Linked DNA regions of Homo sapiens: region 2 is linked to region 1. Evidence: read pairs that join two places in POLR2A ChIA-PET (ENCODE). Cell type or tissue: PC-9. All regions are shown on one strand. Links, peaks and the distances in the headings refer to the core of each region. The heading gives the core; the rest is flanking DNA. Region 1 overlaps NAA15 (N-alpha-acetyltransferase 15, NatA auxiliary subunit). Region 2 overlaps NOCT (nocturnin).

The links. Peaks named below come from ENCODE experiments on the same cell type or tissue, not always from the same donor. Only the 100,000 strongest peaks of a DNase experiment are listed, where the experiment ranks them.
Region 2: POLR2A ChIA-PET joins it to region 1 with 8 read pairs; 3 of 35 experiments call an interaction of 5 or more read pairs at or near these places.

The regions. Positions count from the first base shown.
Region 1 is chr4:139,328,731-139,334,110 of GRCh38, forward strand. The region is part of intron 1 of NAA15 (N-alpha-acetyltransferase 15, NatA auxiliary subunit); the gene reads left to right. Among named protein-coding and RNA genes, the nearest start is that of NDUFC1, 29 kb to the left of the region's middle. In PC-9, for the core only: no CTCF peak of the experiment used is centred there; DNase peaks (open chromatin) are centred at 1,301 and 2,621; H3K27ac peaks cover 1,741 bases.
Region 2 is chr4:139,034,867-139,040,246 of GRCh38, forward strand. The region is part of intron 1 of NOCT (nocturnin); the gene reads left to right. Among named protein-coding and RNA genes, the nearest start is that of NOCT, 22 kb to the left of the region's middle. In PC-9, for the core only: no CTCF peak of the experiment used is centred there; no DNase peak of the experiment used is centred there.

The DNA of each region.
Region 1 (5,380 bases), core at 381-5,380:
CTAATTTTTGTAATATTAGTAGAGATGGGGTTTCACCATGTTGGCCAGGATGGTCTCAATCTCTTGATCTCGTGATCCGCTTGCCTCTGCCTCCCAGCGTGTTGGGATTGCAGGCGTGAGCCACTGTGCCCGGCCTTCTTTTTTTTTTTCCTCAGACAGAGTCTTGCTCTGTTGTCCAGGCTGGAGTGCAGTGGTATGATCTTGACTCAACTCACTGAAACCTCCACCTCCCAGGTTCAAGCAATTATCCTGCCTCAGCCTCCCAAGTAGCTGGGATTATAGGTGTGCGCCACCATGCCTGGCTAATTTTTTTTTTTTTTTTTGTATTTTTAGTAGAGACAAGGTTTTGCCATGTTGGCTAGGCTGGTCTCAAACTCCTGGTCTCAAGTGATCTGCCCATCTTGGCTTTCCAAAGTGCTGAGATTACAGGCATGAGCCACTGTGCCCAGCCTTAATACTGTATTTTCATCTTTACAAATTCTATTTGTTTTTTTCGAATATATTTCATTTTCCTCTTCATTTGTTTATCCATTGCTTAAATTTTGAGCACATTTATAATAGTTGTTTTAACTTCTTTATCGTAATTCCATCACGTTTTTAATTTCTCCTGGTTATGGATCATGTTTTCCTGCTCTTAGGTGTCTAGATATTTTCTATTGGATGTTATACATTATAGGTTTTATATTATTTTACTAAATTTAACTGTCTTTAAAGAGTGGTGTTGGACTTTGTTGTGGTGCACAGTGAAGATGCTTGTCTGTCAACCTGATTTTTTTTGAGGGTTTGTTAGGGTGGGTCTAAAGTAATACTCTAGGGCTAGTGTATGTCTACTCTTAAGGAATGACCTTTTTGCAGTATTTACTGAATTCTACAGCTGTTCGTTGACACTCCATTCTGGCAAGTTGGAACTCTTACTACCATGTGGGCTGTGAGAATTGTTAAACTTAATGCGTCCTCATCATTCTTTGTCTGGCCTTGTTATGTTTCACCCTACATATGCAAAACTTAGTACTCAACAGTTTTCAACAACAGACACATGGGGATCTTCTGTGGATTTTTGGATCTCTTTCTCAGGGTGGTTTCATCTCTTGCAGAGTGCCTCAGCCTCGTTGAACATCAGTCTTTGTTAACTCTGTGGACTCCTGTAGTTTGCTTGGGATCCTTCTTCCTGTGCTGTGAGCTAGGAAGTGCCTCCAGGAGTAAAGTGGTGGCATTACTAGAGCTCATCATGTTTGTTTCCCGTTCTCATGGTTCACAGTCTTGCGCCACCTGTTAGCACCACCTGTTGAACCTGTTATTTCATATATTTTGTCCAGTTTTCTTTATGATGAAAGAAAAAGTTCAGCTTCACCTACTCCATCATGCCAAAAGTGAAAGTCACCTAACTACATTTTTATACATGTAAAATTTCAGAAAGCTGAAGGTTTTATGAACAGTGACACTTAACCCTCTTCCTTATAGGTATGAATTTTCATAAACAGCAAGAAATCAAGAATATTCCTTTTAATTATGTTAGTCTTTACATCATAGCTTCCTTTAGTGCTTTCTTATTATAAGAAAAACAAGCTACTTTTAGGCTTTCTGCTAAGTAAATGGGAACACTAAATTTAGTTACTTAGTCTTACTATGTTTCTTTGGCTACATATGATGAATGATAGCTCTCAAGTAACTGCTTCTGCTTTCTCCTCCTCTTATCCCTGAAATCACTGTGCCTGCTGAATGCATAGTTGATTGTGGGAGACAAAGAAAATATTCAACCAGTTAGGAAGCTATTGCCAAGAAACCGGGTCTGATAGGACCTACCAGAGGACAGAAGTATAAGGGAAGGAGAAGCACCAAAGATGATTGGTTTTTTTTGCATAATCGTCTGGTTGAGTTGAAGAGGGGGAATCAACTCTATCTTCAGGATGGTGAAGACTTGGTGCAGAATACATTTTGGGCGAGAAAAATCAGTTGTATTTGGATATATTAGGTTTCAGATGCAAAACAACAGCATTGGAAGGCTGAGGCAGGAGGATTGCTGGAGCCTGTGATTGAGACACTGTACTCCAGTCTGGGCCACAGAGTGAGATCCTGTCTCAAAGCAACAACAAAGTGGAGATGATGGGTATATAGTTGGTTGTAAAGCAACTCTAGTTTGCTGTAGTGTGAACTTAATTGATTTCTTCATGCTAAAATGTGAAATTTTACATTTTTATTTTTCTGTTTCTACACATTTTCTACCATGATTTTTGTCATCACTTGCATTAACTTCTTTCCCAGATTTTAAATATATTGCCTCAAAAATTATGAGCAAAATTGTTTAAAATTTATATCAATGTATTCTGGCACGAATTGTATCTTTTAGAGCACTTTTTTTTTCTGTAACAAATACAATGCTTTAAAAATAAATTTTCATGTGAAAGCATATGTTGATGTCTAAAAGTCAGCTAGCACTAAAAGATTTATGATGAAAGAAATAATGTTCCCTATTTTCTCCCATCCCCTTGCTTTCCCCCTCCAGAATCAAGCAACTTCAGCCCTTTATTTTGTCTGGTATTTGCCTTCTTGTTGCTTAGTAATACATCACTATTTCTTCTTGATACATAGCTTTTAAATATTTGTTGACCTCTGGTTTGTGAAAATGAGGACTCAGAACTTACTCATTCACACATTTGCCCACTTTCATCTTCCTCATTCCTCAACATAATTATATCACAAGTTTTTTTTTCTTCTTTCTTTCTTTTTTTTTTTTGAGACAGAGTCTGGCCCTGTTGCCCAGGCTGTAGTGCAGTGGCATCATCTTGGCTCACTGCAGCCTCCGCCTCCCAGCTTCCAGTGATTCTCCTGCCTCAGCCTCCCAAGTAGCTGGGATTACAGGCGCCTGCATGCCATCATGCCCGGCTAATTTTTTTTTTTTTTTTTTTGTATTTTTAGTAGAGAAAGAGTTTCACCACGTTGGTCAGGCTGGTCTCGAACTCTTGACCTTAAGTGATCCGCTCACCTCAGCCTCCCAAAGTGCTGGGATTACAAGCATGAGCTATCATGCCCGGCCATATCACAGGTTTTTTATAAACTAGTACAGAATGTTTACATTTTTATAACTATGCATATATTGTTCAGTATTGAGCCAAATTTGTACTAAATCCAAGTCTTATACAAGCTTTTGTTTTTTCTGGAGTTAATACCTATTATTTAGGCAGTTGACTGGTTTTCTGTAGACCTATTGCTCGTTTCCTGCAAATGTGCCTGTATTTCTGTCATGAGCTTATGATTAACATTTTCCATGTTAGCAAGCACACTAGTTCGATTTTTGCTCTTGCTGGAAACCTATTCCATAGTAGCTTTTGACTCTGCTCCACTCTGGAGTGGCTGTTCTCTAGTTCTTTTTTCTGTATTATATTCCTTATTTACTAAGTCCTATAGTGCTTTTGTTTTTGAGATACAGTCTCACACTGTCATCCAGGCTGGAGTGCAGTAGCGCAATCTCGGCTCACTACAACCTCTGCCTCTCGGGTTCAAACGATTCTCCTGCCTCAGCTTCCCAAGCAGCTAGGATTACAGGCGCCCGCCACCATGCCCAGCTAATTTTTGTATTTTTAGTAGAAACGGGGTTTCACCATGTTGGCCTGGCTGGTCTCGAACTTCTGACCTCGTGATCTGCCCGCCTCGGCCTCCAAAAGTGCTGGGATTACAGATGTGAGCCACCACGCCTGGCCCTCGATAGTGCCTTTTAAAAAATTTATCCTAATTTCTTTTAATGGCTTCCTAAGGAAGAATACATGGACACAAAAGTTTAGCTTTTTGCAAAGCTTTAAAATGTCTTTTTGCTCTTATACAGTCTTGGTATTTTGGTTTGTATGTTTTTTTTTTTTTTTTTTTTTTTTTTTTGAGACGGAGTCTCACTCTGTTGCCCAGGCTGGAGTGTGGTGGTGCGATCTCTGCTCACTGCAACCTCTGCCTGCTGGGTTCAAATGATTCTCCTGCCTCAGTCTCCTGAGTAGCTGGGATTACAGGTGGCGCCAGCAGGCCTGGCTAATTTTTGTATTTTTAGTGGAGACAGGGTTTCACCATGTTGGCCAGGCTGGTCTCGAACTGCTGACCTCAGATGATCCACCCACCTTGGCCTACCAAAGTGCTGGGATTACAAGCATGAGCCACCGTGCCTGGCCTCTTATATAGTCTTAATGTATGGGAGCAAAATGACATTTTGCGAGATTGGTTCCAGGATCTCCCTTGGGTACCAAAATCCAGGGATGCTCAAGTCCTTGATATACAATGGCATAGTATTTGCATATAACCTATGCACATCCTCTTGTATACTGTAAATTATCTCTAGGTTATTTATAATACCTAATACAATGTAAATACTGTGTAAATAGTTGTTATACTGTATTGCTTAGACATTAATTACAAGAGAAAAGTGTAAGTTTGTATAGATGCAGTTTTTTTTTTTCCTAATACTTTCTATCTGTAGTTAGCAGAATCTACGCATGTAGAACCCATGGATATGGGGCCTGACTGTACTTGATTGATGACTCAGCTGGTACAGAATTATAAGTTGAAACTTAATTTTCACTCTGACTTTTGAAGGCCGTATATTTGTCTTCTAGATTTCAACAGTATTTCATTTTTACTTTCAAATAAGAGTGCATTGCTATTCTGATTATAGATCTTTTTTATGTGACTTGTTTTTTTCCCCTCTCTGGAAGTTTTTAAGGACCTTTTTTTTTTATTTTCAGGCTTTGAGATTTCACTATGATATGTTACAGTCTGGGTATTTTTTCCGTGTATTTTGCATGGACTTTTTTTGGCCCTTTCAGCTTGAAAGCTTCAGTAAAAAGAAAACGTTCTTCAGTAAAAAGAAAATGTTCTTTAGAAAACTAGCTGGGCATAGTGGCTCATGCCTGTTATCCCAGCCCCTGGGGAGGCCGAGGTGGGAGGATTGCTTGAGTGAGTCCTGAGATCGCTTGAGAATCTTGGAGTCTGAGACCAGCCTAGGCAACATAGTGAGTCCCTGTCTCTACAAAAAATAAAAATATTAGCCAGGTATGGTGGCGTGTGCCTGTAGTCCCAGCTACTTGGGAGGCTGAGATAGAAGTATTCCTTGGGCCCAGGTGGATATGGTCGCTGTGAGCTGTCATCACGCCACTGTGCCCTGCCTGGGTGACAGAGTGAGTCTCAGTCTTAAAAAAAAATAAATAAAAGAAATTCTATACCATTTATTTTTCTGTTCTCTTTCTGCATCACTCAGTTGTTGGACTTTACTAATCTATATTTTGTTCCTTTGTCTTTTACTTCCTGTATTTGAACCTTTTGTATTTTTTATTGGCATTTTACCGAGATTTAGAAGCATATGGAAATAGCATTCTGTTGTATTTAACAGAGTAGAGAAATTTAG
Region 2 (5,380 bases), core at 132-5,131, 290 kb before region 1:
CTCCTACTTCTCTGGCCATGTCATTTCATGTTGTTTTTGCAGATTTCCCAGATCTCAATCTTTTGATCTCCTTTCTCTCTAACTCAATTCAGTCTTTTCTGTGCATTAACATCTCCCAATGTTTGTTTCCAGTTTGTAACTCTCTTCTGAATGTCAGTCATCTAATTGTTGAACTCCTATTTTCTGTAAACCCTGTCAAGTCTTCCTAACCACTGTAGTTGGCACCTCCATCCTTCTGGTCGCTCAGCTGGAAACTGTGGACATTTTTTTTTTAAAGAGATAGATAGGGTCTTGCTGTCACCCAGGCTGGAGTGCAGTGGCATGATCACAGCTCACTGCAGCCTCAATCTCCTGGGCTCAGGCAACCCAGTTCAGCCTCCCGAATAGCTGGGACTACCAGTGCACACCACTACACCTGGTTAATTTGTTTTTGTTCTGTTTTGTTTTGTTGTAGAGATAGGGGCTCCCAGTGTTGCCCAGGCTGGTCTCAAACTCCTGACCCTAAGCGATCCTCCTGCCTTGGCCTCCCAAAGTGTTTTGATTACAGGCATGAGCCACCACACCCAGCCTCAAGGCTCCTTTTTGACTGCTGTTTGTCACAAATCACATCCAAGTTATCAAAACTTGTTGGATCCAACTTTAGATTGATTGAGAATCCAACCACTTTCACTGCTGCCCCCCAGTTCACCCCTGCTGTCTCTTGCCTAGATTATTGTACATTTCCTCAAATGAGTTTCCTCCTGTCTGCCCTTATGTCCCTGTAGTATAGTGTAGTTTAAATATATCAGCCAGTGATATTTTCAAAATGTCAATCAGATTCTCCTCTTGAGTAGAATTCTCCAGCTGCTTCCCATCTCTGATAAAGGCCAAAGTCTAGATAGACCAGCAAGGCCCTACCCGATCTGCTCCCTCTCACTGCTTTTTCTCTGACCTCATCTCCTTTTATTCAGACTGTTCACACCACCATAATCCCCTCTGTTTATCAAGCTTGCCACGCATGTTCCTCAGGGATTTTGCACTTGCTGTTCCCTCTGCTTGGAATGTTTTATCAGTCTCCAGTGAGGCTATTTCCTTACCACCTCCCGGTCTCTGCTCAAATTCCATCTTTTGGCGAGGCCTCCTTAAGCATCGCATATCCAATAATAGCTCCCTGCCCACAAGCATTCCCTATTCTACCTTTTCCGTTTATTTTTCTCCAAAGCACTTTTCCATATATGACAGACTACACACACACATATATATGTTTGTATATAGGGTCTTGTTTGTCTCTCCCCACTAGAAAGAACAGAAGCTCCATGAGGGCAGATACTCATCTGTTTTGCTCAGTGATGTATCTCCAGGGTAGTGTCTGGTACACGGTAGGCACTAAAACCTTTTTTTTCCTAGAGAGATATTTAATTTTTTTCTCTAGAGAGACAGAGTCTTGCTATTTTGCCCAGGCTGGCCTCAAACTCCTGGCCTCAATTGAGCCTCCTGCCTCAGCCTCCTGAGTAGCTGGAATTATAAGTGTGAGCCACTGTGCCTGGCTCCAACTCAAAGATTTGACAAAAAATGAATGAACAGTCGTATGTGTCTGTGGTTTGAATGGGGCAGAAGATGAGAGTGGCTACCCATGATGGACCAAGTGGTATAGTCACAAATTAGAGCTTCATATCTAAATCCTATTTTTTCGAAGTCCTTTTCTGGTTACTCTTATCCATCCTGATTGTTTTAACCCTTATTATACCCTAGTGATTCTGCATAGTTAGCACCCAGTTTTTCTCTCATGAATTCATGAGTATTAATCTTTCCCCAAATACTTGCCAATTTTTTTAGGGGAAATATCAGCACATATTTTATTGGCATAACTCAATAAAACTACATTGGCATAACTCAGTGACTTAACAAAACTCAGAGAATAGAGAAATAAATGTAAAATTAACATACAGCAGAGAGATTATCCCAAGGACTATGGGATTGGATTAAATTAAGAAGATTAGAGTGTTGCCAGTGATGGTCCCACTGTTTAAGAGAGTAAAGTGCAAAGAAGGTGAGTAAAATTGCAGGGAGCACAGAACAGCCTGGCACAGGGGAGTCCATCAGTAAGCTGTCTAGAACGAGGGTGGATAAGTGGAAATGCCTTTCAGGACCATCTGTATCTCTGTCCTAACTTCATGCTCATTATGCAACAGACTAATGTTTCCCAGGTACTTTAGTATTAGAGGGCTTGTCCTATGTCATGTTGTGGTTAAATACTCTGGCAGTCAGTGTTGCACCAGTCCACCTTGGGGAATATCTTTGGGTTTCCTGTAAGGTCTAAGGGGACAGAGACAAGACTATAGTAAACACTTCCTAATGATTCCCCTCTACCTAGTCTCTTATTCAAAATGTAGCCCAATGATATCTTTCTCAGACGTGCTCATCTACAGTGAAACAAGTACAAAAGGGCTATGCCAATAAAACTTGAAAGGCAAATTGCAGTGTATTATTCCATACATGAGTAGTGTTATCACACCTGACAAGAATTATTCATTGTTTTTCAAATATGAGTATAGAAATTCTGAATGAAACATCCTTTTTTAATAATTACTATTTTTTTATTTTTGTAGAGACAGGGTCTCACTATGTTGCCCAGGCTGGTCTCGAACTCCTGGACTCCAGGGAACCTCCTGCCTCAGCCTCCGAAAATGCTAGGATTACAGGTGTGAGCCACCACGCCTGGCCCAAGTTTTATTAATAGGAAGATATGTGTCTCTACTGCAAACAGTAGAGCTGTTATATGAGGAACATAGATTTGAAAAGTTTCCCCCGTTCTAACCCAGATGCCTTTTCCACCTGATCTTGGAGAAATTAAGACCACGTAAGCCCTCATTTTAAAGAGAAGTAAGCAGATCTTGGCTGGTACGGTGGTGTGCACCGGTAGTCTCAGCTACTCAGGAGGCTGAGGTGGGAGGATGGCTTGATCCCAGGAGTTTGAGGCTACAGTGGGTTATGATCATACCACTGCACTCCAGCCTGGTAACAGAGTGAGGCCCTTACAAAAAACAGGCCCTTTGGGGAAAAAAAAAAAAAAGGCTGGATGTGGTGGCTCACGCCTATAATTCCCAGCACTTTGGGAGGCCAAGGTGGGTGGATCACTTGAGGTCAGGTGTTTGTGACCAGCCTGGCCAACATGGTGAAACTGTCTGTACTAAAAATACAAAAATTAGCCAGGCGTGGTAGAACAAACCTGTAGTCCCAACTCCTCGGGAGGCTGAGGAAGGAGAGTCGCTTGAGCCTGGGAGGTGGAGGTTGCAGTGAGCCGAGATCACGCCACTGCATTCCAGCCTGGTGACAGAGTGAGACTGTCTCAAATAAATAAATAAATAAATAAATAAATTTTAAAAAGTTAGGTAAGCAGGTCTAGAGAGTTGTGGCACAGCTAAATAGTCATAGAACTGGGACTAGAATTCTCTTTTGAGGCCTTAGAATTTGGTCACGCTGCAGTATATCCTGCATCTCAAAAGCTTTGTCTTCTGAGGGTGAATTTGTTGAAAACCACCAAGAGGATCTCAGGCCAAATAAGGTAGATGACCAGATTTGATAATCTGCTATTAGTCCAAAATGAACTGGCTTTAACAAGAATGTTTTCCTTGAGAATTGTAGTGAATGAATAGCCTATTAAATGCATCGCAAAAACTAGATCCCCCTAAAAGACAACAGGGAATGATAGACTATCCCATTTGATTCATCTCATATATACACAGCAGTCTCAGAGTTGCAGTGCCAGTACCACCACTACTAATTATGATCACTTAGACATAATTACTAATTATGATTGCTACTATGAAACTTATGAAAAAAGTTTAAAATTTTTAAATTGAAGATGCTTTTCTCATCCTGCCCCCTCCTTTTTTGGTGTACTACATCTTCATGTTCACTGTTGGGCCATATAGCCATTACATATTGAATTCTCCCTGAAAGTCTTCTTTAGAATTGATTTGCTAAGTAGCTCTGTGTTTAGTGCTTTGCTCCAGTTCTTACACCAGTGTTTCTGGTTGTTTTGGTCTGAAGCTTGTTCTCTAGTTCTAGATATGGCAAATTTTTTTTTGAAGAAGGCTACATATTAAATATTTAGGCTCTGTGGGCCAAAAATGGTCCTGTTAATGTATTCGTGAGTGTGTGTGTACTTAACAACACATTTTTTAAATGTAAAAGCCATTCTTAGCTTGTTGGGTGTGGTGGCTCATGCCTGTAATCCCAGCACTGAGATGGCTGAGATGGGAGGATTGCTTGAGCTCAGGAGTTTGAGACCAGCCTGGGCAACACAGTGAAGACTCCATTTCAAAAAAAAAAAAAAAAAGCCATTCTTAGCTTGAGGACTGCCAATCCTTGCTTTAGTAGATTCCTCATAAGGGGCTCATGGAGACAATATTCCAGTTTTGCTGGATATAAAATCCTTGGCTTACACTTTATGTATTTTAAATATGTTACTTCATTTTCTTCTCACATAAAACATTGCAGTTGAAGTCTGATGACAATCTGATTTTTTTTTTTACTAGACCACTTGGTGTTGGTCATTCTGGGTTGATACTCTCAAGTTTGCAATGTCTTTTTTTCAATATCTACTTTTTAAGTATTTTTTTTTAAGTTTTCTTGATTTCTTTTGTTCCCTTTCGTTGGTCTTCATCTATAAGAACTGCTATTACTCATATTTTGGGTCTTTGCTCATTTTTAGTATTTGTCACTTTCTCCCTTTTATTTTTTTTTAAAAAAAGCAATCCTTAGGTTTGACTCTGATCTTTTTCTCATTTCTTTTTAATTTTTATTGCTAATTCTTTTTGGTGTCTAATTTCTGAATTTTCTAATTCTGATTTAGGTTATTCTTTCATGTCTTGTATCTTTTTGTTTTGTTTTGTTTTGAGATGGAGTATCGCTCTATTGCCAGGCTGGAGTGGAATGGCGCCATCTCGGCTTCCTGCAACCTCCTCCTCCCGAGTTCAAGCGATTCTCCTGCCTCACCCTCGCGAGTAGCTGGGATTACAGGCGCCCAACACCATGCCTGGCTAATTTTTGCCTTTTTAGTAGAGACGGGGCTTTGCTACGTAGGCCAGGCTGATGTTGAACTCCTGACCTCAGGTGATCCGCCCGCCTCAGCCTCCCAAAGTGCTGGGATTACAGGCATGAGCCACCGCGTCCGGCCTCTTGTATCATTTTCTTTTTTTTTTTTTTTTGAGACGGAGTCTCGGTCTGTCGCCCAGGCTGGAGTGCAGTGGCGCGATCTCGGCTCACTGCAAGCTCCGCCTCCCGGGAGCCTCCTGCCTCAGCCTCCGAAGCAGCTGGGACTACAGGCGCCCGCCACCATGCCCAGCTAATTTTTTTTTTTTTGTATTTTTTAGTAGAGACGGGGTTTCACTGTGTT